Linked DNA regions of Homo sapiens: all the other regions are linked to region 3. Evidence: chromatin loops called from intact Hi-C (ENCODE). Cell type or tissue: chondrocyte. All regions are shown on one strand. Links, peaks and the distances in the headings refer to the core of each region. The heading gives the core; the rest is flanking DNA. Region 1 overlaps MTHFD1L (methylenetetrahydrofolate dehydrogenase (NADP+ dependent) 1 like). Region 2 overlaps MTHFD1L (methylenetetrahydrofolate dehydrogenase (NADP+ dependent) 1 like). Region 3 holds the start of AKAP12 (A-kinase anchoring protein 12).

The links. Peaks named below come from ENCODE experiments on the same cell type or tissue, not always from the same donor. Only the 100,000 strongest peaks of a DNase experiment are listed, where the experiment ranks them.
Region 1: a loop joins it to region 3, with 5 times the contacts of the local background. A loop is called at or near these places in 5 of 110 quality-filtered maps.
Region 2: a loop joins it to region 3, with 2.6 times the contacts of the local background. A loop is called at or near these places in 7 of 110 quality-filtered maps.

What each region holds. Positions count from the first base shown.
Region 1 is chr6:151,037,267-151,048,207 of GRCh38, reverse strand. The region is part of intron 26 of MTHFD1L (methylenetetrahydrofolate dehydrogenase (NADP+ dependent) 1 like); the gene reads right to left. Among named protein-coding and RNA genes, the nearest start is that of MIR12131, 60 kb to the left of the region's middle. In chondrocyte, for the core only: a CTCF peak has its summit at 7,137; no DNase peak of the experiment used is centred there.
Region 2 is chr6:150,885,682-150,896,622 of GRCh38, reverse strand. It overlaps MTHFD1L (methylenetetrahydrofolate dehydrogenase (NADP+ dependent) 1 like), which reads right to left. Exons shown (of 28, transcript NM_015440.5): 6 at 10,889-10,941; 7 at 8,642-8,778. Among named protein-coding and RNA genes, the nearest start is that of MTHFD1L, 25 kb to the right of the region's middle. In chondrocyte, for the core only: CTCF peaks have their summits at 1,652, 4,334 and 4,538 (motif pointing left); no DNase peak of the experiment used is centred there.
Region 3 is chr6:151,234,857-151,245,797 of GRCh38, reverse strand. AKAP12 (A-kinase anchoring protein 12) reads right to left here and starts at 5,831. Exons shown (of 5, transcript NM_005100.4): 1 at 5,739-5,831; 2 at 5,074-5,414. The coding sequence starts at 5,235. RefSeq lists enhancers at 4,864-5,441, 5,519-6,028. In chondrocyte, for the core only: CTCF peaks have their summits at 4,439, 4,720, 5,393 and 5,598; DNase peaks (open chromatin) are centred at 4,630, 5,367 and 5,555.

The DNA of each region.
Region 1 (10,941 bases), core at 2,147-10,146, 200 kb after region 3:
CCGTTCCTCCATCACCAGTCCTGGGAAAGGCATGTGCTATGGTTTGGCGCTGTATCCCCAGCCAAATCTCATGATGAATTATGATCTTCAGTGTTGGAGGAGGGGCCTGGTGGGAGGTGACTGGATCATGGGGGTGAATTTCCCCCTTGTTGTTCTCGTGATAGTGAGTTCTCATGAGATCTGGTTGTTTAAAAGTGTGTGGCACTGCCCCTTCACTCTCTCTCTTTCCTGCCGCCATGTGAAGATGTGCTTGCTTCCCCTTTGCCTTCCACCATGATTGTAAGTTTCCTGAGGCCTCCCCAGCCATGCTTCCCGTATAGCCTGTAAAACTGAGTCAATTAAACCTCTTTTCTTTATAAACTATCCAGTCTCAGGTAGTTCTTTACAGCAGTGTGAGAACAGACCAATACAGCATGGGATCCCAAGTAACTAGGCATTCAGAGAAGAAACACAGATATGTCTGGGAACTGGATGACGGAAGGTACAGGGAAGCACAGTAAGTAACTTTCATGGGTCCTACACTCTACAACATATTCTTGGGGTTGGAATGAGTCAAACAGGAGACTGATGTCTAGGATGGAATTGGCTCTTTTTGTTCCCAGCTGTAGGTCTCTTCCTTAACAGATCACGGTACCTTCATTACAAATGGCCTGGGAAGCGTACTTAATGCAGAAACCCCAGCAAATTCTTAGGGGTTAGTCATGCAGTTATACATTTTCATTCTGGGACTTCTAGGGGCTTAATAAAATCCCTTCATTGGATCATTTAATCCAACATAAATTATTTCCCTACACCTACTTTATACTTGCTCCCTGATTTTATACCAGTGAGTATAGCCTGATGTAATTAAACATTCTGAATTTTCAATGATACCCAGAGAAGAGTGTGATAACCAATTCTCTCAAAAGCAATTTACTGCAAATATTTTCATATACGGTAAGTCCTTACTTAACATTGTGGATAGGTTCTTGGAAACAGTGACTTTAAGCCAAACGAGGTACTGTGTGGCTGCATAACTTAACTCTTTTTCCTATCAATTAGACTATGGGAAAACTGGTTTCATATGCATCATGTCTTTTTGCTTAAAGTGGTAGTTTCCAAGAACCTATCAATGACATTAAGTGAGGACTTATTGTAATCTGATATCTGCGGGTGGATAATTTAAGGAACACATACATAGTTAAGCCTGTAAACTGCCGCGAGTTCCAGATATTATCCGTTATATTTCTCCACAATTACAATTCCAGTTTTGGGGTTTCTTTTTACTCATTAGATTTGAAAACCCAATTCCAGTTTTAAAGCTTGACCCTTTTCTTAAAAGTTTAACTTCTCTTTTTATTCAGGCTTCCCACTATACCCTCAAACTGACTCTGAGGGTGGCCTGGCTATCTAATTTACAAAACCGGTATCTTGGTTTGCATTCATTTTATTTCCCTTGCATATATTGCTTAGCTGCTTCTGATTATACGCCTCTTAGCCATGGCTGGGATAGAAAAGTGTAATAAGAGAAAAGTGTAACTAAGAGACATAGAAGAAAGAGCAATTCCATGAGCACCAGATACTTTTATGGGTGCCTTTTGGAAGCTCTAAATTGAGATGTATCTTTGTTGTCAATTTATGCTATGAATCCATACGAAAAATGGGGGGAAGAAAACAAGTAGGCTGTAGATGAAAGTGGAAGAAAAATGAGTCTATATATATATATATATATATATATATATATATATATATATATACACACACACATATTATATATATATATATATTACCAGTTGTATGAAAGTATATGAGTCAACATCTCATCAATACCTAGAAAAAATAATAGATCAATATGCTGATTTTAGGGGTGGACACAAAAGTGTTATAAGCATCTTTTATCTTTTCTTTTTTTCCCTCCTTGACTCTGAAGAGAAACACCATTTTTCTATGTATGCAAAGAGTAAAAAATCAGAACTAATACACAGGGATTAATAGCAGTGAATTACAAACTCAACTCAGTGGTATAGTACCTGGCAACATTATTACTCAGCATATTTCCCTGGCTGAGGCTGATTTCATTTAAAGTAGTTTTATACTTGTGCTAAAAATAAGTGCATATCACACTAGGGGAGAGAAGATCCTCTACACAAATGGATTGGACCTAGATAACCTTATGTACCAGAGAGGAAAACATCATTCTCATGAGTCACAAAGCTTTCTTCTTCTTGTCAATATGATAAACAGTTTCTGGAAATTGAGAACGACGCTGGTTACTTTCCTTCCTCCTGAACACACCACACTGAGGAGACAGGGATGACTCCTTCCCTATGGGACAGACACACACGTAGCTTTCCCTGGGTTGTGGAGGAAGGCACGGCCACAATACCATCAGCAGCCTGCGGCAGGGACCTCACGATGAGAGGAAGCAGTGGATGCCTGGGCCAGGGAAATGCATATTTGGGAGAAAGCAGGAAATTCTGATGTAGAGATAGGGAAGAACCCTGGGGAAAAGGACTCATGCTGGGAGGGGAGGAGGAAACCACCAGGATCCCAGGATGGGAGACAAAGGACACAGGGACACAAACAAAGTGAGGCCAGATGGAGAGGACAGGCTCATGGGGAGGGCAAGCTCACCGGCAGAGCATGAGCCAAACCTGGCTTATTTCACACTCATCAGAGAGATTGCACAGATGGGGCCAAACCAGGACCCAGGAGCATTGGAGAGACGAGGGCCATTTCAAAGACTTTTGTAAAATAAGCTCAAGGTTTCTTTGTTTATTTGTGGGTGTGGGAGTGGAAAAGTAGTAGGGAAAGTGGAGAGAGGGGGAAAAAGGGATGTGTGATTTTGCAGGCAAGATGCTCCCTGCGGAGGTCCTGGCGGACCTGCTGGGGGGAGTGGCGTTCTGCACGCTCTCACATCATGGGGAGCGCATGACTACATTACTGCTTACACATCTCCAAGTGCAGCTTGGCGGGGGGGTGAATGTTTAATTGTCTCATTGTAACTGGCCGTAAATCTCTGGAAAATGTGAAGGGTCATGCATTTGATTTAAACCTATGAGGGCTGAATGAATTCTCCTCCATGCCTAACCGAGTGAAGCAAGCGTATAACCAACCGTGCATCCCTAAGTAGGGCCGGTACAAAGGGGAGGAAACACCTCCCCACTGAGTTCACAAATAACTTCATCACTGACCTGAATCAGATCCAGCAGGAAACGAAACACTGAGTACATACTTTTACAGTAGAGGGAGGGGGACGGAAAACAAACCGAGCTGAACTGAAACGTGAGAAAGAGCAGAATGGCAGTGAGTCCACGGGCCGGGGCCGCAGCTTTCTTTTTTCATGGCCCTCAGTCCAGTAACCCCACCCAGCATTTGTAGCGGGTGACATCACTGATGCCCCAAACACGCTCCAGCAGTTTCCTGCTTTCCAGAGTCCAGCCAAGCGATGATGTCAGTGGTGCACCTGGGTAAAGATGTGGCAGGGCCGGGTCACAGGGAGTGGGGACAAAGGCCAACCCAGTTAAATAAACTGCTGGTCTTCTAGGGCCTGGTCCCTGGGCAGGTTTCCACCATGAGATAGGTACAGCCCAGGCCAATCCCGACAGGAGGAAAAAAGCATGTAGTTGGCCGGGCGCAGTGGCTCACTCCTGTAATCCCAGCACTTTGGGAGGCTGAGGCAGGTGAATCACGAGGTCAGGAGTTTGAGACCAGCCTGAACAACATAGTGAAATGCCATCTCTATTAAAAATACAAAAAACTAGCGGGGCGTAGTGGCGGCCACCTGTAATCCCAGCTACTCGGGAGGCTGAGGCAGGAGAATCGCTTGAAACCCGGAGATGGAGGTTGCAGTGAGTCGAGATTGCGCCACTGCACTCCAGCCCAGGTGACAGAGTGAGACTCTGTCTCAAAAAAAAGAAAAAAAAAAAAAAAGAATGTACCCATGCGGTGCCTCCTGTCACCCTCTGCCCAGAAAGGGCAGAGGGGCCAAAGTGAAGGAGTTACAGGAAGACAGAGGGAAGGAAACGGCACAGAGATAACCACATGGGGGGCAGGCCCTAAGCTGCTGGGACCTCCACAGTGTATCCCTTTCCTCCGATTGGGAGAAGGAAGCACCAGTCGTCTTTCTCCACAGTGCCAGGAGCCACCCTGCCCCCAGAGGTGCCCTACATGGCACTGACTACCATCTAAATGCTTCTGGATAGTTTCATTCCTTGTAGATGATATTCCAAATATTATCAGTTGTATTTCTCCACAATTACAATTCCAGTTTTGGGGTTTCTTTTTCCTCATTAAATTTGAAAACCCAATTCCAGTTTTAAAGCTTGACCCTTTTCTTAAAAGTTTAACTTCTCTTTTTATTCAGGCTTCCCACTCAACCCTCAAACTGACTCTGAGGGTGGCCTGGCTATCTAATTTACAAAACCGGCCAGGCTGTCTAACCCCTAGATTCCAGCCCAGAGTGTTGCCACAAATTGCTGTCAAGACACGCCTCTATGTCCCATGTTTGCCAGTGACAAAAGGGTGCGTATTCTAAGTTCTTCAAGTCTCTCTCACTGCCTCAATGCGAAGTCAATGGAAAACAGTCAAATACATCAAAAATTAACTTCCAATGGATTCTACTATGAATTCCAACTTGGTCGGACACCTCTCCAGGCCAACTGTTATGAAAATGCATTGTTGTTTTAAAAAACACTGTGAGAGATGGCCGGGCGCAGTGGCTTACTTGAGGTCAGGAGTTTGAGACCAGCCTGGCCAACATGGTGAGACCCCAGTCTCTTTGAAAAATACAAAAAATGAGCCAGATGTGGTGGCATATACCTGTAGTCCCAGCTACTTGGGAGGCTGAGGCAGGAGTATCACTTGAACCTGGAAGGCGGAGGTTGCAGTGAGCCGAGATCATGCTACTGCACTCCAGCCTGGGCGACAGAGCAATACTCTGTCTCAAAAAAAAAAAAAAAAAAAAAAAAGAGAAAACACTGTGAGAAGAAAGAAGTCAATTATCCCCTCTCCAACTCCCAACACAGTAAGCAAGAAGGGCCCAGGAACAAATGAACAGGGAAAAACAATCTTGCATTTGCTTAGTGGAATGTGGGGTTTGCACACATTAGTCAGAGCTAGACAAATCATACTGAATACACTTCTTATGGAAACGTTCTAGCTCTTATGGCCTTTCTTTGCTGTCCCAACTTTTGAGGTGCGAAAACACAGCAACACAGCCAGGACCGGCCAGGTGATGGCATGGAGCCCGCTCCCACAGGCTGCGTGTGTGTTCTCACTCTCTTGCAACTGGCCTGAGTTAAGCATTCTCCCCAAGCACTTGCAGTTTATCATCGCCCTATTTACTGTATTTTCATGTTATAAAAGTGATATACGCCCAATGTAGTAATTTGATCTATATGGAAAAAGAGAAGAAAAAAAGCTACTCATAATAACACTGTCTAATTTAAGGTTTTGGTGTTGTCTTTCTAGTCTTTTTCTACATGGAATGTAATTTACTTCTCAATAATATTGTTTCATATACTTTGCTTACATATTAGTATTTTTGTCATGAAATTTATGCCAACTGATTAAACAGCCCTTGTAAATTATAGAAACTTAAAGACAATATCAAAACCATGTGACCACAAGACAAAGACCACCTACTACTAAATTATTTTTGGCATGAGATTATTTTTTGAGAAGTTTTATAAACTATTAGGTTTATTGAACTCTATAAACCATAATCCTTGAAAGAATTTTGGAAGCATACCATAACAGGGTAATTTGTAGTAGAATATAGGGTTGGAAAACCTTAAAAAACAACTTGCTTGTTTCTTCCCATATCAAAGATTTGTATTAGAAAAACTATCTCTTACAAAAAGATGTACTAAGTGGTATTATGTCGTTCAAGAATCTTGCATTATTTCCTAGCTTTCAATAATATGTATCATGTCATAAAAAAGAGGGAAGAATACATAAAATACATATGAAGCTTACTAGGAATGAAGAAAGTTATTTTAAGAAGGAAAAATTGGCTACCATCAAGGAATATGGAAAACACTAGCAATGCATGTAAGAATGACCTCAAAGGTCTTAGATGACCACGAGCTGGGAATGCTTGTGCTGGGGGCTTCAGTTACAACAGCATGGGGCAGTGAAATAGACTAGTGAAGCTGTTACACCAGTTAATAGTATTTATTATTATTTGTGGTCACCAATGCCAATTAAAGCAATAATTAAATAGAACATGACGAAATAATTCAATGGTAGGAAAAAAAAACCCTGGCCTATAAGTGAACATGGAAAGTAAAAGTAAATATTTAGAAGCGAAATCTGGAGCGGAAAAAAGCTCCAGCATCTCACCATGGGGTCTTCCAAAGCCAGCAATGCTGGAGATGTTTATTGTTTAAGGATGGACTTGCTTGGGTTGGGATTCTCCAACTAGAGCCAGAGGGGAGCTTCTCTGCCTCCCTTGAGGACACAACAAGAGGGGCTTTCTGCCTTTGTTATAAAGCCCGCCGCATTCTGTGCCTGTATGGTTTTATTTACTGGAGTCTATCATAAGGCCTGTGAGGGAAGGACTGAATCTTTCTCATAGCTGTGGGGCTGATGGCCCTGCGTGCTGTAGGCATTTAATAATTCACTGAGTAAATGAATGAACCCTGCAGGAGAATGGGAGGCTTTCTGATCCTGAGGTCTCAGTTTGGACTATCTTTCTGGAGTGGATAGATGAATATGTATTTCAGCAGCACCCTAATAAGTGCACATTGGGTGACTAAGCAGAAGAGTGATTCATTTTGCTAGAATTTTCCCACCTGCAGGAGCCAGTCCCCCTGGTGTCCCCATTCCCCGTCCCCTCAGTCATCTCAGCAGGAAATTACTATCCTGTCTCCCACACGGGTGATGAATGTTCAAGGCATTTCAGCAGACTGTGGCAAGGCCCAGAATGGGGTCAAGTAAAAATAAATACCAGTCCTTATTAGGAGATCCTGGCCCCTCTGGTGCGTGTGTCCCACTACACATGCAGCTTCCTGCTCTGTCATAGAAAGCAGCCCTCTAGGGCCACCGCCTCCAGTGAGAGTTTCCTGACCTCCAGGAACTTCTGTAGTCAGGCACCACTCCCTTCCTCATGCCCCACACCCGACTGTTCCAGGAGATTTCATCACTGTGCACTGACGCTCACTGCGACCCCGTGTGTGGCCACAGGAGGAACTCGGCTGAGGGCTGAGAAGACCAGATAATGACACAGAGGGCTCACTTCAGGAAACCAGGGAGCTGCAGCAGCTATCCAGGGCCATTCCACACATTCATTTTCTAACAAGTCGTAAGTGAAAGAGTGACGTCAGGAGCGGACAGCCTGGTGTCCAGGCATGAGCCATGGCAACAGATTCTGATTTTCCAGAACGGCTTTGGTCTTTACCTAGTGTTGGATATGGTGGCGTTAGCTGGAGTGAGAGGAGATTCACATTGTATATTTGTTTAGTGACTCCAAAGATTTTAAATTATATTGTGTTTTTTATTATTTTATTTCATTTTTTTAGAGACAGAGATCTCACTCTATCTCCCAGGCTGGAGTGCAATGATATGATCATAGCTCACTGTAGCCTCAAACTCCTGGGCTCAAGTAATCCTCCCATTTCAGCCTCCTGAGTAGCTGGGACTCCAGGTGCGTGCCATGACTCCTGGCTAATTTTTGTTTAAGTAGAGACAAAGTCTGGCTATGTTGCCCAGGCGTCTCAAACTCCTGGCCTGAAGCAATCCTTCTACCTTGGCTTCCAAAAGTGCTCGGATTGTAAGTGTGAGCCACTGTGCGGGCCCTGGTTTTTATTTAATGGCTATTAAATGCTCAGTAGTGAATTAAGGTTTCAGTTAAATGCACAATTTTTACACCAAACTATTCTCTTTACTAATTCACTTCTATCTGCGTCTACCACCTGTAAACTACCTGAAGCAGAGAAAGCTTCTTAAAGTTGGGGCTCCCTGTAGCCCCGAGCTGAGTGCCTTATGCAGCATTGGCCGAGTGAATGAATTTGTTGGGTGAACTACTGCGGGGTTTAGAGTCCTCAGAGGGTAGGACAGGACAGATCGTGACTGAGGCTAACCTTCTCAGCTACTCTACCATTTCATGCTCTGTTTGGGCACCTCCGTCACCCCTCACCTCCCCTGATGGTCCAGTCTCTCTGGGCCTGCACTGTCCAGCCGCCCTCTTATCCCTAAGCCAAGGCTTTCACCAGCTAAAGCTCAGGAGTAAAGTGGCCATCACTGAGGCCATTCTATGTATGCATGTATGCATGTATGCATGTATGTATGTATGTATGTATGTATGTATTTAGAGATGAAGTCTTGCTCTGTCACCCAGGCTGAAGTGCAATGGCGCAATCTTGGCTTACTGCAACTTCTGCCTCCCGGGTTCAAGCGATTCTCCTGCCTCAGCCTCCTGAGCAGCTGGGATTATAGGTGCCCACCACCCCGCCCGGCAAATTTTTGTATTTTTAGTAGTGATGGGGTTTCACCATTTTGGCCAGGCAGGTCTCGAACTCCTGACCTTGTGATCCGCCCGCCTCGGCCTCCCAAAGTGCTGGGATTACAGGCGTGAGCCACCGCACCCGGCTGACTGAGGCCATTCTAACGAATATAAAGCAAGCTCTTCAGCACCCATTTTTGTTAACTGAGGTATAATTAAATTATACACAGGCCTGGCACAGTGGCATGAGCCTGTAGTCACAGCTACTTGGGAAGCTGAGGTGGGAGGATTGCTTGAGCCCAGGAGTTTGAGTCCAGCCTGGGCAACACACGTGAATAGGTCTATGAGTCTGGAAGAATGTATATAGCCATGGAATCACTACCACGTCAAAACATAGGGTATTTGCATTATCCCAAAAAGTTCCCTCCTGCCCCTCTGCAGTCAAACGCTTCCCCTCCCCCAACTCCTGGCAACCACTGATCTGAACTGTAGACCTGAAAATGTCATTCAGAACCCATTTCATCCAGGCCCTTCTCCCTGTGCCAACACTGCTACGAGCGGTGTCTGTGGGATTTTTCTGGACGTTCTCTGCCATGCCGCTGCTCCTTCCTTCCCGCCTCCTGGAAGGCACCCCTGCTAGGAGTCGGCTGCATTAACGTGGGTGTTTCAGGGGTGTCTTCCTTCACTGTCTTCTCACTGATTTCCAGCTATCCCTGTGTCTCTTGTTTAACGACTGCCTTCACCCATATCCTTAAACCCACCAGGGTGACCTTCCTGCCTCTTTCTTTGAAGCACTGTGTCTGTATTTCCAGTGGAGACACAGACTATTCCTTAGATCCTATTAACCCTCTGAGCTCTCTCTGTTCAAGCCAGGCTCATTTCTGGCTCTGCCAATCTGCCTTCTCCCGTGTCCTTTCCATGACCGATGGCATCACTAGCCAGAGTCACCAAGCTAGAACGGTCCCTTCCCCCGGCCCCCACGGTAGGAGGATACTTTTAGAGTATGTCTGCAATTCACCCCCACTCTCTGTATCTACTTCTGTGGCCAAAGTGCGGACCTTGATTGCCTCTGGCCCGAGCTGAATTAACCCACCTCTCTGGGCCTGGTTCTCTTTTCACTAAACATTCTCCATATTGCTGCCAGAGCTATTTTTCTAAAATACACATCAGACCACATTCTTCTCCTCCTTATTTAAAACCAAAAAAACAAAAAACCAAGAAACAAACAAACAAAAAACCCACCCTACCGTGGCTCCCCAGTGTGTAGAGATCAGATTCAAGTTCCATGAGATGGTCTTCAAGATCCTTGGCCATGTGACCCTGTCCTGCTATCCCAATCCCATTCCCATTCCCATCCCCAGCCACCCCCCCTCATCCAACTCCAGCCACATCGGATCACCCCAGGAGAGGATGTCATGTATTAGTACTTTGGTGCCTTTGAGTCAAAACTCACTGTTTTGCCAGTTCAGAGGCTGAGCTCTTTTTGAAGAATCCCCTCTTCTTCCACATCCTGGGTAAGTTCTACCCCAGGCATAATGAGCTGTTATCCCCCTGGGCTCTGAGGGCATTCAGAATACCAACACAGTGCTCTCCAGATACCTCTGTGCTATTCAAACCCATGCGTCTCACACCTGCTCATCCTAAAATCTCTGTGCCTCACATGCAGGAAGAATTCAAAAAATGCTGATTGAAAAAACATTGTGTCCAATATTAGATGAAGTATGTAAATATCAAGGCAAGAATCTGCACTTTTTATCTATCTATTGCTTGTTTGCACAATAAAGCAACATGGTTTATTATAAAAAATTATGATAATGTATGCTGTTTAAGCTCAGATCACTTTGCACTAATGATGACGATAATGATGGGTTAGAATATTTTTTTCTTTGCTTGCCATGGGATCTGCTAGGTTGTAAGAATTCTTTTTTGTTCTAAACCAAATTTAGGAGCACTCCCAAAGACAAGAAGTCAAATTTAGGCCACTGACGGTACCAACGGAAGGCTATCACTGTGTAGCTGTACCAAATGAAGCCCATCTTCATGGATTTTAAGCACTTTGATAAGCTTTTATTTATCTGCCCATCTCCTTTACCCCCATAGATAACACAAAATAACAGAATAATCATCCAATAGCAACATGATCCCATCACAACAACATCAAAAATGAGAACTCCTATGATTCAGTAATTTCCTAAGCCAGAGCTTCCCACCTGACGTGCTGGGGAAGTGAGAGAGGGTGAGGACTGCTTTCCCCAGCCCTTGGGGTGACTGGGCAGATCCTGTCTGGTGTGAGCAGTCAACCCCACCGTGATGACATCATTTTGGGTGCTATGTGTGATAAAGGTTGACAACCACTGTCTTAAGCCATTCTACCATTTAAATAACAGACTGAATTCTCCCAAGTTATGTTCTTACTCACCTTAGGAAGGAAATTAGTATTATGACTCTAAGGACCCTGAACACATGATCTAAAAAAAGAAAAATCCAAACCACAATGGCAAAAGTAGGTGAGACAC
Region 2 (10,941 bases), core at 1,189-9,188, 350 kb after region 3:
CCCCTAAATCTGTCAAACAAAGCTCAGGGGCCAACACTATTCAGTGCACTTAATTCCACACTACTGATGACCTGGGCTACTGATGACCTCAGCCACTCGCTAAGTACAAGGCTGTGATGCCCAGGAGGGTCCAGTGCTTTTTTCTCCATCTCACCCACAGCAGGCAGGGGAGGGGATGAACTCACATAACTGAGGCTGTCTTGTGTGTCCATCCCTGCCCTCTCCGAAGGTGCTCACCATCCCCTCTGAAAGGGGAGCCTGGAGAGCTGATGATGAGCCCCAGGCCTCAGGGAGGGGACAGCATTCACTCTACTTCAGCTCATTAACAAGTATGGCTCTGGGATTACAAACATCAAAACAAAATAAGAGTGAATTCAACACAAGTCGAATGTCTAGGGTCTTGGTCTCTCTTATCTGAGGTGGCAGGTGCTTTTCGGTTTTCAAGATTAGAGATTAGACTTTATGTGATGATCTGGAATAAGAGCTGACATGGGACAGTGTTAAAAACACAGGCTGTTTTGCCACCTCTACCATTTTTTAATCACATGATCTTTGCAAAGTCTCCTCTCTAAGCCTCAGTCAGTTTCCTCATCTGTAATGTGGGGAGGATGACAGTCCTGCCTAACAGAATAAGTGTGAAGACCACTGAGATAACAGGAGTACAAGACAGTGCCTGGTTCAGAGTAGCCATTCTGTCAATTAACATTGTCTGTCATTACTGTCACCATAGCACATTACTGCTTTAAGTGCATTCCATCCTGTTAAAAGGAGAATTGTCATGTAACTCACTAATGTAGTGCAGTTTAAAAGCTAGAGTTCCTTCCTTCTCCCGTTTGGGACAGACATTATTCTTTTTTTAAGAAGTCATCCTTTCACATGTATAATACAAGTACATTTAGAATTTTCCAATTCACTTTTAAAAGTCTTTCATGAGCCATGCCATGCACTAAATTTAAACTGAAAAGGACTTTGTAATAGTTCAGCTTTGTTCAAAAAAAAAAAAAAAAAACCACAAAAAACCCTAGACACTTTGATCCTTCAAAGGTGAAAGACCTATATTTTTTCCTTCTGTGAATACCAGTTTTGAGGGTCTCTGTGCTCAGGAGGAGAGGGAGAAATGAGATCCTCTGAGAAAAACAAAATAAAACGGTTCTCTGATTTCTAGGTTATTTCTTCGGCATGCAGCTGAGGTTTACCTCATCTCCCAGCTGGAGACCATTTCAGCATTGTCCAGCTGTGCCCTAACCACAGGTTCAGAGGAGACTCCCGAGGGAGCAGGGCCCTGCCGTACCTGCCCACCTCTCCCTTCCGTGCAGAGGGCACCACTCCACCTTGTAAACACCAAATGCAAAACCACACCCACTTCAGACTGGTTTTGGCATCAGAGTGAAATCATCGGGGTCAGGAAGAGGTTACCTCCAAATCTAGGCTCATTCCTGAGAGTGAAACCAACAGTGTCATTCCCCTGCAGGGCCCAGGACGCTGGGTGTGGGGGCCTGCGTTTGGGTGGAGGAAAGGCGGGGGGTTCCCTAGCCCTGCCCAAAAACACTAGCTCCAGTGCCTTGGCTTCCTGACATGTGACACTCCACAGCATATGGCTAATTTGGACAAATGCCCAGGCGTTCTTCCCCTCCCCACCTCTAGGGTCTCCGTGGAAATGCTCAACGCATCTCCAAGCCTGGAAAAGATGCTCAGAAACAGAACAGGAAATTTATTCTCAATTTTCAACCGTACACCTCAACGGGCGTAAGTTACAAAGCTACCAAACACAGAAGTCTATTCTGGTTTCTGTGGAACCCTAAGAAGGTCAATTCTTCATGCTCAGGCTCCGTGGAGATTTTATACCTAATCAGCGTCCACAGAATATCCTTCCGTTTAGACAGACGGACAGAGAAAGGATCGATTTCTATTTGTAACTAACTGGATATAACCATTCTTTAAACCTACAGAGCCTGAAAGTAGTAACTGGCCCATCAGGGATCTCCAGCCGACATGTTTGGAAGTAGAGTGACTTCCAAGTAACAAGAGGCATGGGAAGGAAGAGGTCCACAGCTTTGGAGGAAGGGAGTCTGTGACATCACTTAAAGTTGATAATAATCTACTGAGGACTGGAAGATGAGCCTGACTGGCCAAAGCTGGGCACCTGCTCTGGTTAGTCCCTCCTTTCTCTGGAACGTTGTCTCATGGTAGTCTTGCTTCTGGTTTCACTCCCTTGGCCAATATTCGGCTGGGAGACCTCACAGACAGAGAGCTGGAGACACTCTCTCCTTCCCCCACCCACACAATGGAAGCATTAATACCAGGCTTCCAGTGAAGGACCCTAAGTCACGCTATTTTACTAGTATATCTACTTACGATCTGAGTGATTTGCCTAATTGACCCATATATTTCTCTTCCTCCAGCCTGCACTCCAGGTTGCAGTGCGGTGGTGCAATCTCAGCTCACTGCAACCTCGACCTCCCCAGATTCAGGTGATCATCCCACCTCAGCCTCCAAAGTACCTGGGACTACAGCCACCACGCCTGGCTAATTTTTGTACTTTTTTAGAGATGGAGTTTCGCCATGTTGCCAGGCTGGTCTCAAACTCCTGGGCTCAAGCAATCTGCCCTCCTCAGCCTCCCAAAGTGCTGGGATTACAGGCGTGAACCACTGCACCCGGCCCACATTAGCATTTAATTCCATTCCCACAACTGCCCCATAAAGTAGGGAGTATTATGATTGCCTTTCTACGCGAGGGAACAGGCTCAGAGCAGCAACAGCTAAGGCTTGAGCCCAGAGCTGTGTGTCCCCAAAGCCTATGCTCTACTGTTTAATGAGAACACAAATGTTGTGCCGGACTGGAAACCTTCAAAGGCAGTTTCTAGTGGTTGCAGCAGGCTGCCTGATAACCGGAAGGTCAGCCCACACCGGTAAGACTACCTGTAGTTTAAGAGATGGTAGATAGAACTCTAGTGTTACACAGTCACACCGATGCCCAAACCTTTCACCCTCAGCTTTGGAAATCTCTAGCCAGATGTCCCACAGCAGGTATGTGTTGAGGGGATGGGGGGGTCTTGTTCCATGTCAGGTACAAATAAGCACAACAGAAATGCCCGTCAAAGATAACGTCCTTCTACTTAGTAGCCATAATCCTAAGCTTATTCTCTTTTTTCCTTAACTCTTTTACCATTGCCAATAAGGAGAAGTTAAATAGATTATAATCTTAAAATGCACTTTTATTCTTGGTTGATTAAGCTGGGCAACAAAAATCCCCATGTGGGCCAGGCACAGTGACTCAGGCCTCTAATTCCAGCACTTTGAGAGGGCCATGTGGGTGGATCACTTGAGGTCAGGAGTTCGAGACCAGCCTGGCCAACATGGCGAAACTCCATCTCTACTAAAAATATAAAAATTAGCCAGGCATGGTGGTGCTCGCCTGTAATCCCAGCTACTCAGGTGGCTGAGGCATGAGAATCTCTTGAACCCATGAGGCAGAGGCTTTAGTGAGCCGAGATCGCGCCACTGCACTCCAGCCTGGGTAACAGAGTGAGCCTCTGTCTCAAGGGGAAAAAAATCCCTATCTGTTGTTAAAATTTTTACTTCCAGTGTTTTTCACAGTGAAGCTTTTCCAAGGGTGTGCCAGGTGTCCTGTCCTGATTGGGTGCCCCAGGACACTAACCCATGCCTAGGTGGCTTTTTGCACCACTGTGGCCTCCAGACAGCCATTGAGTGGTACAATCCACATATTACCATGTCTCCATATTACCACGACTCCAAGGAAGGCTAGAATTCCTACTCAGGAAATGAATGGCAAGGGTTTTCTGCCCCATACATTCTTCTTGTAAAAATACAACAACAGAATAGTGACAATTCAAACGTCAGGCAGACACAGGGAGGCATATGGGTTACGGGGAAGTATGTGGCTAGTGAAAGACTAGCTGCTAACATGAAAGACACAGGCTGTCATTTGTGGTGGGACAGGAGCCTGACGTAGGTAGGTAGGCCAGGTAGAGGGGGACAAGTATGGGGCGGGGCTATGAACATTTCTTCCCATATTTTTGGCTACAAAGATGAAGCAATAATAAGAATGAAAGTTGATAGCCTCTAACATTCGCAATGGTGCCACTATAAATACCAAGGACTTAGGGAAAAAAACGTGTGTGCAACATCAACTATGAAAGAGAACCTTCTGGTCCATATGAAAACAAGAATGTTACCCAATGACCAGATTCTCCAGAAAGTGAAGCCACTTAATCGTTCTCAAAGTTCAGATGAGATTCATCCCAAAGTACAGAGACAAGGTGATTTATTCCCGTAATAAAAAAGTACTTTGAAAAATGTCTTTGTTTTTCAAAAATATAGATACAACTAGCAAAAGTATCTGTGACAGCTGCGAAAACATTCAATTGCCAAGGAAGGTATTTTCTCTCTTCACCACAGCTGTTCAGTGCAGGGCACGGTTTATTTTCCTCTTCCACTGAGCTTCCAAATCAAAATTTCTGGGCTCTCAAGTGCAAACTATTGCCCTTGAATTTTCTTGGATAGGCTGCCACCATGTGGTGACTGCTAAAAACGCACACAGGTTCACGTTTCATTGCAAGGCTGCCTTCCTGAGCTGTCTTAACCCAAGCATTACATAAATTGGATCCACCTGCCATGCAAAGATTCCAAATCTGCTGAGACACCTGGCTTCCCTGGCACGATTACAATTTACTCCTCATTTCCATTCTCACCCTGCAACATGAGGAACATGTATTTTTAGATCACATTCTGTAGTTACTGATTGTACTTAATGCATTCATTTAAAACTTCACTTTGCTTTAGATCTGTGAGCTGTACCATCATTTTTTAAAATGAAAAACAATCATTTCAGACATAGAAATGGAAAACAATAACCTAACATACCTAGACAACACCTATTGCCCAGTTTAAGAAAAAAGGCATGAAGGTGTCTAGGTTTCCTTTCCATCTATATCCACATCCTTGCCTCAATAAATGCTTTTCGGATTTGGTTCGTAGTTTGCATTATTTCTTTATATTTTTACTTCATTTGCATGGAATCCTAATATATATATAAGGATTATATAATTAATACATAATAATATAATATATATTATATATAATCCTAATATATATATTAAACAGTGATCTAAATGTCCTGACCTAAATATATATATTAAGATTCTATATATATATAAGGATTATATGTAATACATATTATATGTATGTATGTATTAGATTACATATATATATATATGTTGTGTTGCTTTCAGACACATATAAATGGTGTTGTATGAAATACATCCTTCTGCAACTTGGGTTTTTGTTCACTGAACAGTGTTTTAAAAAATTCTTCCAGCCCGGGCGCGGTAGCTCATGCCTGTAATCTCAGCATTTTGGGAGGTCGAGGTGGGCGGATCACCTGAGGTCAGGAGTTCCAGACCAGCCTGGCCAACATGGTGAAACCCTGTCTCTACTAAAAATACAAAAATTAGCTGGGCATGGTGGCGCACACCTGTAGTCCCAGCTACTCAGGAGGCTGAGGCAGAAGAATCACTTGAACCCAGGAGACAGAGGTTGCAGTGAGCCGAGTTCGCGCCACTGCACTGCAGCCTGGGGGATAGAGGGAGACTTCGTCTCAAAAAAACAAACAAACAAAAAACAAAACAAGAAAACATGTTGCTATCTACAGCTCTAGTTTATTAATTTTCACTGCTTGTATATCATTGTTTTATGAACTATGACTATGCATACTCTACATGCAACTATACTGATTTATCCTTTCACCCTGATGGGCATTTAGATCACTGTTTAAATACTTGTTGCAGTGCACTTGGTTTTTCAAGTCGCCTGCTTGGCTCTCTTCCAAGTTATACTTTCCTTCTTTCCTTTCCTTACTGTTCTAGAGCTTTTTGCTAGACTTTCCGTCCTGCTCTGAAACTTGCCTCAGTCTCTCCTTCTGCCTTATGGCCCTCAGTCCAATTCTTTCTTCCGAGGAGGCAAGAGCTGAAGTTGCTGCAGAACTGTACGGATACACCAGCACGAACTCGGGATAACTCGAATAGCTGCCACCGGTAACATATTTGGTGCGCGTGACTCAGATACATTCCCTAGTGGTCATCAAGCTCCAGAAGATGCTCAGGGAGGGATACTGTCCTCTCAATATTCAATAGTCACCGTTCCACAGGGGACCGCTGGCCTGCCCATCAGTGAAGGCGAAATCCTGCCCCTGTCTCCCTTGAACCTGGCTAGATACCGCTTTCACCAACTCATGGAGCCAACTCAGCCCTGACAGCAGAAAGGGGCCAAGACCCACAGAACCACCACTGCCCCTCTGTCTTAAACAAACAAACAAAACTTTTTGCACTATAAACATGCTGCTCTGACCATTTGTAAACACACCTTTGTATATATATGGGCAAGTTTTGTCTATTATATATATATATACACACACACATATATATACACTTTTTATTATTATTTTTTTGAGACGGAGTTTCGTTCTTGTTGCCCAGGCTGGAGTACAATGGTGTGATCTCGGCTCACCGCAACCTCTGCCTCCCGGGTTCAAGCAATTCTCCTGCCTCAGCCTCCTGAATAGCTGGGATTACAGGCATGTGCCACCACATCCAGCTAATTTTATATTTTTAGTAGAGATGGGGTTTCTCCATGTTGGTCGGGCTGGTCTTGAAACCCCAACCTCAGGTGGTCTGCCTGCCTCAGCCTCCCAAAGTGCTGGAATTACAGGGGTGAGCTATCATGCCTGGCCATATCATATATATTTAGAGTGAAATTCCTGGGTCAAAGAGTAGCTCAAACTCCATTAAACTGCTTTCCGAAATGCCTATTTCAAATTTAAACTCCCGCCAGCAATATATGAATTCCCATAGCTCCAGACATTTGTCAATATGGCTAACTGGCACTTTTTACCTACTGCCAATATGACTGGTGAGCAAAAACAGCAGGAAACCAGACAGCTTTTCACGTGTCTTTTAAACCTCGGGTTCCTCACCTGTTAGTGGTCTGTCATGTGTCCATTTTTCTAACAGATTGTCTTTGTCTCACTGATTTGTAGGAATCTTTTATAAGACACTAATTATTGGCTAAATGTTTGTTGTAAATATCTTCTACACTATAGCTGTCTTTTCACTTTTTTAAGAACTTCTTTTCAGAAAGAAAAACTTTGGGGTTTTTAAAAATTTGGATGCAGTCAGATTTATATACCTTTTCTTTAGCAATCTGTGCTTTTGGGGTCTCTTAAGCTATCCTTCCAACGCCAACCTCTTAAATGCATACGCCTATATTTTTTTCTATAAGTTTTACAGTTTTGCTTTCCACATTTAGGTATTTTAATATAGAAGTGATTTTTATATGTAGTGGCAGGTTAGTAATCCTATGCTAGACTCATATACATAACTAGTTAAGTCAGCACCATTTTTAATAGTTAATGTTTTAGCTTTTTTTTTTGAGACGGAGTCTCACTCTGTCGCGCAGGCTGGAGTGCAGTGGCACGATCGCGGCTCACTGCAACCCCTGCCTCCCGGGTTCAAGCGATTCTCCTGCCTCAGCTTCCCGAGTAGCTGGGATTACAGGCTTGCGCCGACACGCCCGGCTAATTTTTTTGTATTTTTAGTAGAGACGGTGTTTCACCATATTGGCCAGGCTGGTCTGAAACTCCTGAGCTCAAGTGATTTGCCCGCCTCAGCCTCCCAGAGTGCTGGGATTACAGGCATGAGCCACCACGCCCGGCCTTTAATAGTTAATCTTTTCCCCACTGATCTGTGGTACCTGCTCTCAAGCTTCCATATATGCATAAATTTCCACTTTCTTCTGTTCCGATCGTCTGTTTGTCTACCATATTATCCTAATTACTGTAAGTGCATAATAATTCACACTGTGTGGCTGGGAATGTCTCCCACCTAGTTTTTCCACAAAATTGTCTTGACTCTCTTTGTCCTTTATGCTTCCATTTGGATTTCAGAATCAGACTGTCAAATTCTACAAAATTTGCAGACAATTAGTATCTTTAAGATATTGCATCTTCTCCATGAAGATGATACCTCTGCTTTTATATGGGTCTTCTTAATAATTTTCATCAAAATTATAATTACTTTCAAAAGGTCATAATGCATATTAGATTTACCAAATGACTGTTCTGTACTTACTATGGTGAGAATTTAGTTTTTAATCACAATGTGGTGAATTACAGTGACAGACTTTCTCATGTTCAATCACCTGGAAATCCTAAAATAAACCCTACTTCCTGCTGTATTTGGTGTTCTCAGATTTCGCTCACGATTATTTCATTTATATTCATAGCTGAAACTGGCCTGTTAATTTTCCTTTAGCATGTTACCCTTCTTTGGTTTTGGCACTCATAAAGTCTGTTAGGCCACGTTCCTTCTTTTTCCATTTGCTGGAGAAAAGGATTGTATTAGAATGATCTGTTCTTTGTTTGATAGAGCTCATTTGTAAAACCACCTGTTGCCTTTTCTTGTTTGTTTGTCTGGTGAGTAGACTCATTCAATGTCTTTAATGGATATGGGTCTATTCAATTTTCTTCCTCTAATTTCTTGAATTAAGCACTTAGCTTATACATTTCTAGACTTTCTTCTGTTCTAACAGAAGCCTTCAAGATGTATGTTTCTAACATGAAATTTACCTTGCTTTGAAGCTGGCGTGTTTTCCACTGGATGCTCATTGTCATGGACCCTTTTCTCTGGAACAGGCATTGTAGAGCAGCTTCCAAAGACCCATGGGCCCCCACTACCAAAATCTTCTTTCCATCTAGGTTGACACCTACTAACCAAATGAAAATTCAATATTATACTCAAAACTTCAGATCCTTCCTTTAAGAACTTTATCTTAAGAAAAAAAGACCCTTTTAGGCTGGGTGTGGTGGCTCATGCCTATAATTCCAGCACTTTGGGAGGCTGAGGCAGGCGGATCACTTCAGGTCACGAGTTCAAGATCAGCCTGGCCAACATGGTAAAACCCCGCCTCCACTAAAAATATAGAAAATTAGCCAGGCGTCATGGCACATGCCTATAATCCCAGCTACTTAGAAGGCTGAGGCAGGAAAATCACTTGAACCTGGGAGGCAGAGGTTGCAGTGAGCCAAGATCACGCCACTGCACTCCAGCCTGGGCAACAGAGCAAGAATGTCTCAACAACAACAAAAAACCCTTTTAAAACTTGAACTTTCTCAGCACCAACCTACAATGACTAGGAACTAGGAGTGGGGTGTTGTAATCAACAAAAATTCTCTATTCAAACCCTTTTGGTTCCAATTCCTGTTGCTGAATTTCTTTCCACAATATGTAACTATAACTCACCAGCCTAATTTACTCTTTTCTTTGAGTACTTTCTAATGAAGTGGCTCAGAATCTTCATCTTGATAATCCACGTAATGAAAAAGCACTGTATATATGGATTATTTCATAGATTTGAGCTTAATATTACTGTCCAAAAAGCATATATATCCTGAATGTTAACCTTTTAATAAAACTTTGCCATATATTTTTGAAATTTTTCTTTGATTGTTGGATGTTCAGGGGTAGGGAGGGGCATTTGCTTCATTTCTATTCAAACTGGAGTAGAGAAAAAGATTTAGTTCGTTGAATTTTTTCTTTTCTTTTTTTTTTTTTTTCAGATAGGATCTTGCTTGTTGCCCAGGATGGAATGCTGCGGTGTGATCACAGCTCACTGAAGCCTTGACCTCCCAGGCTCCAGCCATTCTCCTACCTCAGCCTCCCAAGTAGCCGGGACTACAGGCACAAGTCACCACACCTGGCTAATTAAAAAAAAAATTTTTTTTGGTAGAGATGGAGTCTCCCTATGTTCCCCAAGCTGGTCTCAAACTCCTGGGCTCAAGCAATCCTCCCATCTTGGCTCCACAAAGTGCTGGGATTACAGGTGTGAGCTACTGTGCCGGCCCAATTAGTTGAATCTTTATGTTCTCAGAAAGCCCTTAAATATATAAATACTTGGTAGTAATTTACTCATTAAACTTAATAATGAAGAAAGAGAAAATATTCATTTCTATTTCACTGACATAAAAACGCCAAGTCAAGGGGACAACAATGGAAATTAAGTCCTGACTACTGAAAAGCAAGCTGCTCACCAATAAATCCCAACCTAGGCTCCTGTGCCCTAAACTACATCTACCGGCTTCTTCTTCTTCTCTTTTTTTTTTTTTTTTTTTTTTTGAGGCAGGGTCTTGCTATATTGCCCAGGCTAGAGTGCAGTGGTGCAATCACAGCTCACTGTAACCTCAAACTCCTGGGCTCAAGCGATCTTCCCGCCTGAGCCTCCAGCATAGCTGGGACTACACGTGCACACCACCATACCCAGCTAATTTTTAAATTTTTTTTGTAGAGACAAGGTCTCAGTATGTTTGCCCAGGCTGGTCTCGAACTCCTGGCCTGAAGTGATCCTCTGGCCTTGGCCTCGCCTAGCACTGAGATTATAGGCATGAGCCGCTGTGCCTGGCCTCATTTAAGTCTTCAACGTAAGTCTTATCTAAGGCTACATATTGATAGATTTAGTAAGCTGAAACTGGAAGCATATTTTACTGTGGTTATTTTGACTGTTTCATGAGAGAAATTGAGCATGTTTAAAACAGGGCTAATCGTTTATCTCTACTAATTTCTCTTTTAATTTATAAGATGGTCTTACTAGAAAAAGTTTCTAGGTATTCATCTGTATCTCCCAAAAGATGAGAAAAATAAAAAAAGTCAACGTGAAATATCACTTCTATGTTCAATTAGAATCTTCTAGAAACATCCTAAAAGGATATCAGAATAATAATTTAAAAAAATTTTTAATTCTTCCCCAAACAAATCCTTATTAAAAATAATGTAAATACCAATAAATAGAAATCAGCGGCATTTCTCAAGGAGCATCCTACCTGATTTTTCAAGAAGTTCAATTACAGCTTTGGCAACAGGTGAAACAAAACAT
Region 3 (10,941 bases), core at 1,267-9,266:
ACCCTACTTATAAATTTAAGTTCTCAATCATTAATTTTTTTAAAAAATAAACATTAAATGAATATTGCTATGCAATGACTTTAAATAAAAATCATTAATAAGGGTAAACACATGCTTTTGATTTTTTTTTTTTTTTTTTTTGAGACGGAGTCTCTCTCTGTCGCCCAGGCTGGACTGCAGTGGTGACTGCAGTGGTGCCATCTCGGCTCCCTGCAAGCTCCACCTCCCGGGTTCACGCCATTCTCCTGCCTTAGCCGGGTGGATCACGAGGTCAGGAGTTTGAGACCAGCCTGGCCAACATGGTGAAACCCCATCTCTACTAAAAATACAGAAACTTAGCTGGGCGTGGTGGTGGGTGCCTGTAATCCCAGCGACTCGGAAAGCTGAGGCAGGAGAATCGCTTGAACCTGGGAGGCAAAGGTTGCAGTGAGCCAAAAAAAAGAATTCGGTTCAAGGAAATTTAGTTGCTTTTTTTTTTTTCAAGAGATAAACGTACTGGCTTAATTTTTCTTAGAATGCTTAGTGCTATAAATTCTAATTTCTAACTTCGCATGAATGGCTACTGCATATAGAATTATAGAGATGGGGGATGATGCCATTTAGTTTGAGTTTTCCTGCACTGGTGTTCTTTAAGCACTGAATATGTATTAAAACTAACTAAGACAAAGGAAAATAAATAATTTATTAGCATTTTTAAAAACAAAACATTTTATTTCCATTTTGTTAATTATCTTACAAGATCCAAACTAGAATAATCTTATAATGTCAGCTTAAAGCTGTAAAGGCATAGAAATTAGTCAACCCAAAGAGGATGCACATTTCAAGGCCTTTTCTTCATAGAAGGAAATATTTCAAGAGAAAATCTCCACTTATCTTATTCATCCACTAGCCTATAAGCTGTAATGGATTTAAAGGAAGCCCTGCGATTCCTGCAGTCTATCGGTACCCAAAAGAATCATCCCCACATCCATATCTCCAATTTTTGGTCTCTGTTCTGATCAGAAATTAGCAGCTCTTATAATCTGGTAAAAATCCACAGGAATACAAGTAGCCACACACAGAGAAACATCCCTCTATTAAGAAACATATAATTCTTGCCTTAAATTCTGGCCCATTTTTGTAACACTGGTGATGTAGTCACTTTGAGGCCATCTTCGTTCTCCATTTCCATTGCTAAACAAGTGGCAAATAGGAGGAAGCTTATGGGAGGAATTATGAAATGCAGCTGGCCGCCTCAATTGTCTGGTTTTGTTTGTTTGTTTGTTTGTTTCTTTGAGACAGAGTCTCGCTCTGTTGCCCAGATTGGAGTGCAGTGGCGCCAACTCGGCTCATTGCAAACTCCGCTTCCCGAGTTCACGCCATTCTCCTGTCCCAGCCTCCCGAGTGGCTGGGACTACAGGCGCCCGCCACCACGCCTGGCTAATTTTTTGTATTTTTAGTAGAGATGGGGTTTCACCGTGTTAGCCAGGATGGTCTGGATCTCCTGACTTTGTGATCTGCCTGCCTCAGCCTCCCAAAGTGCTGGGATTACAGGCGTGAGCCACCGCACCCGGCCAATTGTCTGTTTTAATGCACGAGGGTCAAACACATCCTTAAATTTACCAGTCAGACAACGGACTCTTCTATTCGAGTACATCTTTATGTTTTGGTGATTCAAGGCTCTTGTAATCAAATGGAGCTAACAAGAGCCCCCATCTCCCCACCTGCCAGAGACAATGGCCTCACCCTGTTGCAACAGACCATTGTTCAATGTCCAGCATTGAAATCATTCATCAGGCAATACATATAGAAAGGCTAATTAATTGATTGTCCAGACTTAGTCTGGAGCCTGGCTCCAGAAATCAAGATTAGCCAGAGACATGGAAGTCAGTTTGTCACTGGTCACCCCACCCTCTGTTGCCACCTGAATATGTTGCCACCTTAATATTTTTTTAAGACAAATTTTTAAAAACAGACAATTAAGGAATAATGTGAAGTGTGAGGCTTTACTTACCACCAGCATTCAGGTCATCTAATCTTCCCGCACCCTGCAGTTGTGAAACGGCCATGTCTCAAAATTAAACCCTGGCAGATAACAGACCAAGCCATTCCCCCTGCCCCCGCCTGGATCTTACATATAAAGACTGTAAAAGATTTCCAGTCTATCTCTGGATCTAACGGAAAAAATAAAGATTACAAAAGATTGAATAGAAGATAAAGACTCCTTCCATTTTACAGAAATGAACCATAGATAAAACCAAGACTTCTGCTTTAGTGCATCTAAACGTTAAGCCTGAGTAATCAAAAGCTTGTTTAACTCTCCATTTGACCTAATACAAGTGATAATTCAACCAGTGTAATGTCTGTTCAGATAAGGGCACTTAGTGAATAACTGGTAACTAAAACTAGCAGAAAAAAAGGAAAGTAAATCCAATTGCTAAATAGATAGCATGCATGTGATATAAATGTCAGCTATTAGATAGAAAAAGATCTGCCTACAACCTTTAATTAATGACCACATTCTATCCAAGGAGGGAAAAATGATGTATTAGCCTAAACCTCCCCAACCGTCCACAGACACATCAAGGAAGTTCAAGATGTAATCCTAAGTAACTCAGGGTATGAAATGGACTCATTTGAGCCATATGCACTTCATATATTTGTCTATTTAAGATAAAACGCAATTTGAAATTGCAATGCTAACAAGTCACTCTATATCTAGAGAAACAGAATCCAAAGCCCCCAAATCTGAAGTTTTTGGTCAAACTATTCACTTGATCTATTAATAACCGAACAGACTGACTTGCCTTAGTCACTATCATAATCAGTCTCACGTGATAATGAAATGATCAAGGGTTAAATTGTAGTAAAATCAGATAGGTCAAGGTATTCTCCAACTTGATATTTTCCAATCAAAACCAAGGAGCCAATATCACCCCTTCCTCTTTCCACAAGTATTCCTGAGAGCTGCCTCTGTGCCAGGCAACATGGCACGCATGAAGGAACACCGTTGGTCGGCACAACCAGGCGTGTTCCCTGCCCCTGCGAAGTATTCACAACAGCAAGAACACTAAACCCACACATGTGAAAACTGCTGGGACGGGTCCATGGTGCCACGGAGCCTAGAGTGGGAGATGGGATTACTTGGAGGTCAGGAATTGGAGCTTAACAAGAAGAGGGGAGGCAAGGGCCATGGTGCTGAGTCATTCTTAATTGGGGAGTCCTTTTGAAAAGACATTTGTGTTCAAAGCCTGAGTGATAAATTTGGCTAGTTCAAATGAAAACTAAATACATTCCAAGGATACATGTAAGTGCACTGATTTGTCTCCAAATTGATAACTGGGCATTATGCCAACAAGTTCAATGATATTCTGGATGTCATTTAAGTGATTTTTTAAAAGGAGGTTGTTTGGTTGCTTCAAGACGGTTGGCAACTTGGAAAGAGGAAAAGGATAAGGTTATGGAAGACGGAAAAAGAGAATGGAAGGAATATTTTTAAATAAACAAATTCAAGTTTACTGGGAAGGGATTAAATCCCATATTTCAGGGTGAACAGTTAGTAAGATCTGAAGGAGTATAAAAGCCGGGGCGGTGGGGGGAATGTCACCCAACTGCAAGTTTTTAGCAATTATACCTTAAAATTATTTTCATCGCTAGACTCTGACCACTGGTTACAGAGCCACTTTGACAGTAGCTGGCATCAAAACATTATGTGCATACAGTAAGTATTAAAATGCGACTTGAATCTCAAAAGGACAGTACATTCCTCAGGCCAGAAGCTTAAGCATCTCTTAGAAAAACCTACATAGCACAGAGACACAGTTAGTACTTAATATCTAGGGACCATGGATTTTACAAGTAGTTATGAATCAAAGACTGGCGGTAAAAACTATATTATTAACAGCAGTCTCTCAGCCCAAAAGAGACTAGGGCAGCTAAGGAGGTCAAGGCAATTAGGTCATGGTTGTAGGTTCCTTTTTTTTTTTTTTTTTGCATATTGTAAACATCTACACCTCCTGCGATAACTCACGTACTCTATCCTCAAATTTGACATACCGCAAATTTAACTATTAAACATGGTTATCCACATCTTTCTACAAGGTATCACAAGGGTACCTTTGTGATACAAGGGTATCACAAAATCAGTAGAGTGAAGCCTTGCTAATGAACACATGCGCTGGAAAATAGATCTAAAATACCACGACCAGAACAAGCCACAGTCTTGGCGGCTGTCCTGGCCCACAAGAAATATTCCAGCCTTGAAGACTGAAGCCGATAAAATGCAGTCGTTTCAGCACTGCGTCCAGGGAAGAGTACCCGGAATGCTCGTTACACTGACCCCATCCTTTGAGAACTTCTAGCCACTCTAGCGTGTGTTTGGCCAACTGAGTCTGCAGGCAAAGCGCTGAGCGAACGCGAGGGCGCTGGCTGGTTTGCGAAACCTGTCATTCCTTCTGGAAACGCAGCGCCTGCCCAGGTTTTTCCTGGCTCTGAGCGAGCTACACCCCAGGCTTTCTCTGCCTCGGGAAGGCGGTGCCTGCTCGGGCCGCTGCCGCAGGAGGACTGGGTACCAAACCCGCTCGCTCCAGGCACCGCTGGCATCCAGGGCGGTACGCGACGGGGAACCCGAGGGTGGCTGGGCTCCCCGGCGGGCTCCACCACGAGTCCTGGCCTCACAGCTGACTTTCCGCATCTCGGAGCTCCGGAGGCCCGGCCCGGGGTCCATTCTCCACGGATCCCCCTCCGCGCAGCTCCTCCGCCTCGGGCTGCATGGCTCCCACCGGAAGAGTGCGCAGAAAGGCTCAGCCGCCGTGGGCAGGGCGCGGGTTTTATTATTGCGCATGGCGCAGTCGCCTCCCCTGGAGACCCGCGACAAAGATGCAAGCCCCCCGCCGCGCTCGCCGCTGCTCTGGCCCCGCCCCGGCGCGAAAGACCCTGAAAAGCCTCCAAAGAGGGGTTCGCACTCCTGAGTTTGCAGATGCGGCTGGATGGGCTGGGAAGTTCTCTCGGCGGAAATCGGAGGGACCCCCCCACCCCCACCCCCACCCCCAAAGACCCGCGCCTCCCGGCGCAGGTGGCCCGGCACGCCCGTACCTTGGTGGCGGGGTCCGAGGCAGCGATGGCGGGGTCCGCGGTGGTGTCTGGCGCCGCCTCGGCCGAGGGGCCGCCGCCGCTGGGCTCGGGCTCAGCCGGCGTGGAGCTCCCCTCGGGCGGCTGCTCCGGGCTGCGCTGCTCGGTGGAGCTCCCGGCGCCCATGGCTCCTCCGCACTTCTCCCGCGCCTAGCCGCCGGGTTACGCCTTCCCCAAGCCGCAGGGACAGGGGCAAGAGCCAAAAGACGCGCGCCCGCGAGGTCCCGAGAGCGCCTTCCTTCGCCGCCAGCCGACTGCGAACGCGCCCAGCCTGCGAATGAAGGAGACGCGCTCGCGGCAAACTCCTTAAAAGAAAAGGAAAAAAAAAAAAAGGCCACCTCTTAGCCTCCGCCCCCCTCCCCCCGGTTTTTCCCTCGCTTCATCACATGAGCACAGCCCCAGACACGCCCTGCAGCAGCATCTGCCCCCAGGCTGCCGGGACCAGAGGCGCTGCGACGCGCCAGCCCAGGTCCAGGCAGCCGCCCACCCGGCCCTCGGGCGCCTCCCGTTTCTAACAGGGCGACTAGAGCTGCGGGGACGACCCAGGGCCTCAGAAGGCAAGAGAGCAGGGGAGCAAAAAGCCTGCCGGGGACACTGGATTCTCTGGGGTTTATTAAATGATGGATCACCCAAGGCAGGAGCTTCTGCTGCAGCCGACTTTCAGCTCGCCCAGGAGCGAGTCCGAGTCCCCATTTGCTTTCCTGCAGATTGTGTTTAACTCCAAACATTTGTTCCAGCCTCCTCCCCATTAGCAGGAGAAAGGCAAGCGCTCCCTGGCTCCTCCTGAGTCCGACCATATTTGGGCACCTCACGTGGCAAGAGCAGGGAACCGAGAGGTTAACGCAGTCAGGCCACGGATGAGGTGGGCCACGCAGGCCCACGCTCTCCTATCCTCCGGAACAAGTGATGTCAGGCGATGCCATCAGCAGTGCTAGCCGCCCCCCTTCCCCCGGGGAACGGGGGGAAATGAGGCTGTTACCGGAAATGTGCCCGTCCTTCTTTGAGGGCCTGTGCTGGAAGTTACCCATCCAGGCCACCTCTGCTCCGCGCGATGCCGACACATGACAGCATAGATCTGTTCCTTTGCCGTCAGCCTTTCTCAAAAGATGAAGACTTTAAATAATACCAGCACAAGTGGCTTGCATCCTTTCATTTCCGACCCTTGAATATAATATGTATTACATGAGCATGGCAGCCAATCAATAAGTATTTGAACTAAATTAAATTTGTAGCTGGATTGCTTGGCGCAAAGCATTAAGGCTTTGGGGCTGAAAGACAAAATTTATTCCAGTTGTAACTAGCAACCGAGTGCCCCAGTTTTCACAAATACTTTGAATCTCCATTAAGAATGAAGAAACCAGCCTGGTTAACATAGCGAGACCTTGTCTCTACAAAAAATAAAAAAATTAGCCAGGCGCAGTGGTGCACCTGTAGTCCTAGCTACTCAGGAGGCTGGGGACGCTGGGGTAGAAGGATGACTTCAGCCCAGGAATTCGAGGCTGCAGTGAGCTATGACTGTGCCTCTGCACTCCATCCTAGTCGACAGAGCAAGATTCTGTCAAAAAAAAAAAAGAAAGAAAGAAGGAAGAAACTTTCGGAATATTCACACCAAATTCCAGATAAATATCTCATACTCAGATTTAGTACAATTTTGTAGAAAGGGTGTAAGCAGTAGTTCAGCACTAGGATGTTTCATGCCTAATGAATTGCATGAATCGAATGGTACCCTGGGAACCATAGGTTAGTTACTCACCATCAAATTTGTTTTCTGAATTAATTTTTTTTCTTTTTCTTTTTTTGAGACAAGGTCTCGCTGTGTTGCCCAGGCTAGTGTTGAACTCCTGAGCTCAAGCGATCCTCCTGCCTTGGCCTCTCAAAGTGCTGGGATTATAGGTGTGAACCACCACACTGGGCCTGTTTTCTGAATTAATTATTTTTATTTAAAGGACTACACGAAGGCCAATTTCTCTGGAGTTTATCTCTTAAGAAACAGTATATTTGCAAAATGCTTAGTTTTAGGAATTTATACACATTTCCCCCATTTTGACTTAAATTTTGACTATTTAGGAAACATTAGAATTCTTACTCTGTACCAGGCACTGTTCAATGCACTTTACATAATAATCTTTACAATAACCCCATGGGATAGATAGTATTATTCTCATTTTACCATTGGCAGGAGGGGGAGGAGTAGGCCCGGAGAAATTAAATTGTGTGCTTCAGGTTTCACAGCCAGGAGTTGGAAGAGCAGGAAGTCCAACTGGCATCTGCTTTCAGGGTCCACGCTTCACCACCGCATGGCACTCCCCTTCCCTTTCAATCAACTGTGTTCTCTCCTCTCAGAGGTGTTACTGAAACGTGGCATTTGGACCTCACTTAGGATTTTAAGAGCAAAAAGCACTGTTAAAACCTACTTGAGGCCAGGTGTGGTGGCTTACACCTGTAATCCCAGCACTTTGGGAGGCCGAGGTGGGTGGATCACCTGAGGACAGTAGTTCAAGACCAGCCTGGGCAACATGGTGAAACCCCGTCTCTACTAAAAGTACAAAAATTAGCCAGGCATGGTGGCGCGTGTCTGTAATCCCAGCTACTCAGGAGGCCAAGACACGAGAACTGCTTGAACCTGGGAGGTGGAGGTTGCAGTGAGCTGAGATCATGCCATTGCACGCCAGCCTGGATGACAGATTAAGACTCCGTCCCAAAAAAAAAAAAAGAAGAAGAAAAAAAAAACTATTTGAGAATGATTAACGTCAGCACATTTGAAAATGTATCAGTAAGTAGCACAAATACTATCAACATTTTCACATTCTGTGAGATTATATTTACTTTGTTCCTGGGAAATTCTTAGCAAAGCTTTTCACATCTACTACCCTTTAAATTTTCAGAAAGGATTGCAGGGTCAAGCCAACAGTGTACAACCTACGTGCTGAGGAAGATATCAGCATCTGCTTAGATTAGCAGTTACTTGCTTTTTGTTTATTTTCCAGGCCATGTAAATGTTCATACTCTTATTTGTAAAAAGTAAAATCATTGCGCTGGGCGCGGTGGCTCACGCCTGTAATCCCAGCACTTTGGGAGGTTGAAGTGGAAGGATTGCTTGACACCAGGGGTTCAAGACCAGCCTGGGCAACACAGTGAAACTCCCATCTCTACAAAAAATAAAAAAAAATTTAGCCAGGAGTGGTGGTGCATGCCTGTAGTCCTAGCTACTTGGGAGGCTGAGGCGGGAGGATCACTTGAGCCCAGGAGTTCCAGACTGCAGCCTGGATGACATAGTGAGACCCTGTCTCAAAAAAAAAAAAGAGAAGAAAAGAAAAGTGGTTGTGTTATTAATGACCTCTAGCGATGAAATAGCCCAACCTTTTGGGTATGCCACTTAGTGCTTCAGAATGCTACAAAGTTTGTTACTTTTTTTACTTTTCTTTCTTTCTTTCTTTTTCTTTCTTTCCTTCTTCTCTGTTCTTTCTTTCTTTTTCTTTCTTTCCTTCTTCTCTTTCTTTCTTTCAATAAATTTCTATCAAGTACCTATTATGTGCCAAGCACAAAGTTACCACTCTAGTTTCCAAGGTTCTAAATCGAGTCACTGAGGTTTTCTTTTCTAGGGCTTCCAAGATGCCTTCGGAATTGCTTGGATTGGCATCAGAGTAGAGGGGAGGCAGGTGTTCTCTATTTTTCACTTCTCAGTCCAAGGCTGTTGGTTCAATGTCTCACCAGCAGCTCAATTTTTCTCCAAATAGCAGGATGCAGGTGTCCCCACACATCCTCTCCCATGGGGCAGTCGTTGGTAGAGCTGTTTCCCTGAGAGGGTTAATTCTCTCATAAACACAGTTTGAGATTTCTCAAAAACAAATACATGTTGCCTGTGTAGCAGGCTGAACCTGTACTTCGCACACATACTTCTCCAGAAAGACGGGTCACATGAGGTTTAACAATAAAATGTAGAGTCATAGTTGGGCACCTTGTGCATGCACCAAAACAGTTTCAAATATAACATTAAAGGAATTCACAAATGTCAAACATTTTACAACTGAGTTCAGACACCCCCTTCAAAGTGCAATAATAATTTTAATTATTAAAACAGTTTAAAATCTACCGTTAACTCTACCCTAAAGATTCATTCTCTAGTTACAAAGCCTTCGCTGAGACTGGCAACTCTTCACCTTCACCTTTGAAACTGCTTCTCTCTTGATTATAACTTCTTTGTTTTCCCTGGATAAAACACCTACTTCTTTCTAAACCAGTTGTTCCCACAGAGATATCCAGTCATCTAAGAACCTAATTCCCACTCTATCTTGTGCTCGTGTGAATTTGTTATTCTTAATACTCCCTTATCACAGAGCTGTTTCAGGCAGAATAGAGAGTACTAGAATGTGCGCATGCATCTCTTAAGATATGATTTTACTTTTTACAAATAAGAATATTAACATTTACATGGCCTGGAAAATAAATAACCAAGAATAATGTTATTACCCTGTTGAGAAGTCTATGGAAGAAACTGTGAGTAAATTATTTGAATTTTACTTTCTATGTGAGGATTTGAGACGGATTATTTTAGAGCATTAATTATAATTTGCTAATTATAAACTAGAAGAATTAACAGTTGTATTCAATTCATGAGTACTTAATAATCTAAAATTCATATGGAAGCTACAGAAAATGTTCAATTTACAGATGAAGTTTAAAGCTCAGCCGCTTGTAGACATACATCACGTATATATATATAGGCAAATGCTATCCTTGTAACTCTTAAGGAATTTATTGCTTTGGAGTTAAGTATAAAGCCAGCTATTTGGATCTCAGTTTCATTTACCAAGGTTTAAGATTGGTGCCTGACTCAAATTCAGGATTACTCTCAAGTAACAAAGGAGGGACTGGAACCAAGATAGAGTAAATGATGTGTCCAATATGGAGAAAGAATTTCTCAGGATGCACTGTTAGAAGATACCAGAAGGTATGTGGAAGGTGTCTACATTCCAGGGTAGATCAAGTGGCTGTAATCCTCACAATTTCAAATCCCTTCTACAAAGGACCCTATAAGTATCCAACATTAAAATATATATTTTTCACATATTAATTAAATAAACTTTCACTGAGTTGAGTGCCAGGCAAAATGCAGAGGACTTTTCAAAGTTGGAAACTTTGCTTCAATAAGTCAACATTGCGCACTCAAAACAAAGCTATTATACAATATATTATACGATGTGAACTGTAGATTTTATGTTCCTCTACCAACTTAAATCCCTTTGTGGCCTGGTGCGGTGGCTCACATCTATAATCCCAGCACTTTGGGAGGCGGAGGCGGGTGGATCACCTGAGGTCAGGAGTTTGAGACCAGCCTGGCCAACATGGTGAAACCCCGTCTCTACTTTAAAAAGATACAAAAATTAGCCAAGCGTGGTGGTGTGCGCCTGTAATCCCAGCTACTTGGGAGGCTGAGGCAGGAGAATTGCTTGAACCTGGGAGATGGAGGTTGCAGTGAGCCAAGATCGCGCCACTGCACTCCAGCCTGGGCGAAAGAGTAAGACTCTGTCTCAAAAAAAATAAAAAAGAAAAAAAGATTAGGTTGTGAATTGATAAACATCTCAACTAGCAATACACAAAGGAAAGGTGGATAACCTGATCTAATGTTTATTTTGTATTCCTTTAAGTTAGCTTGCTAAATGCTTTTAAAATCATAACAATAGCAATAAACCTATATAAACATGCCCAAATGATTTTTGACAAAGGCTCAAAAGTATTCACATGGAGATGTCACTAGTAAATAAATAAATAAATAAATAAATAAATGTATTTTTTAAAAAGACAAAGGTGCAAAAGTAATTCAATGGTGGA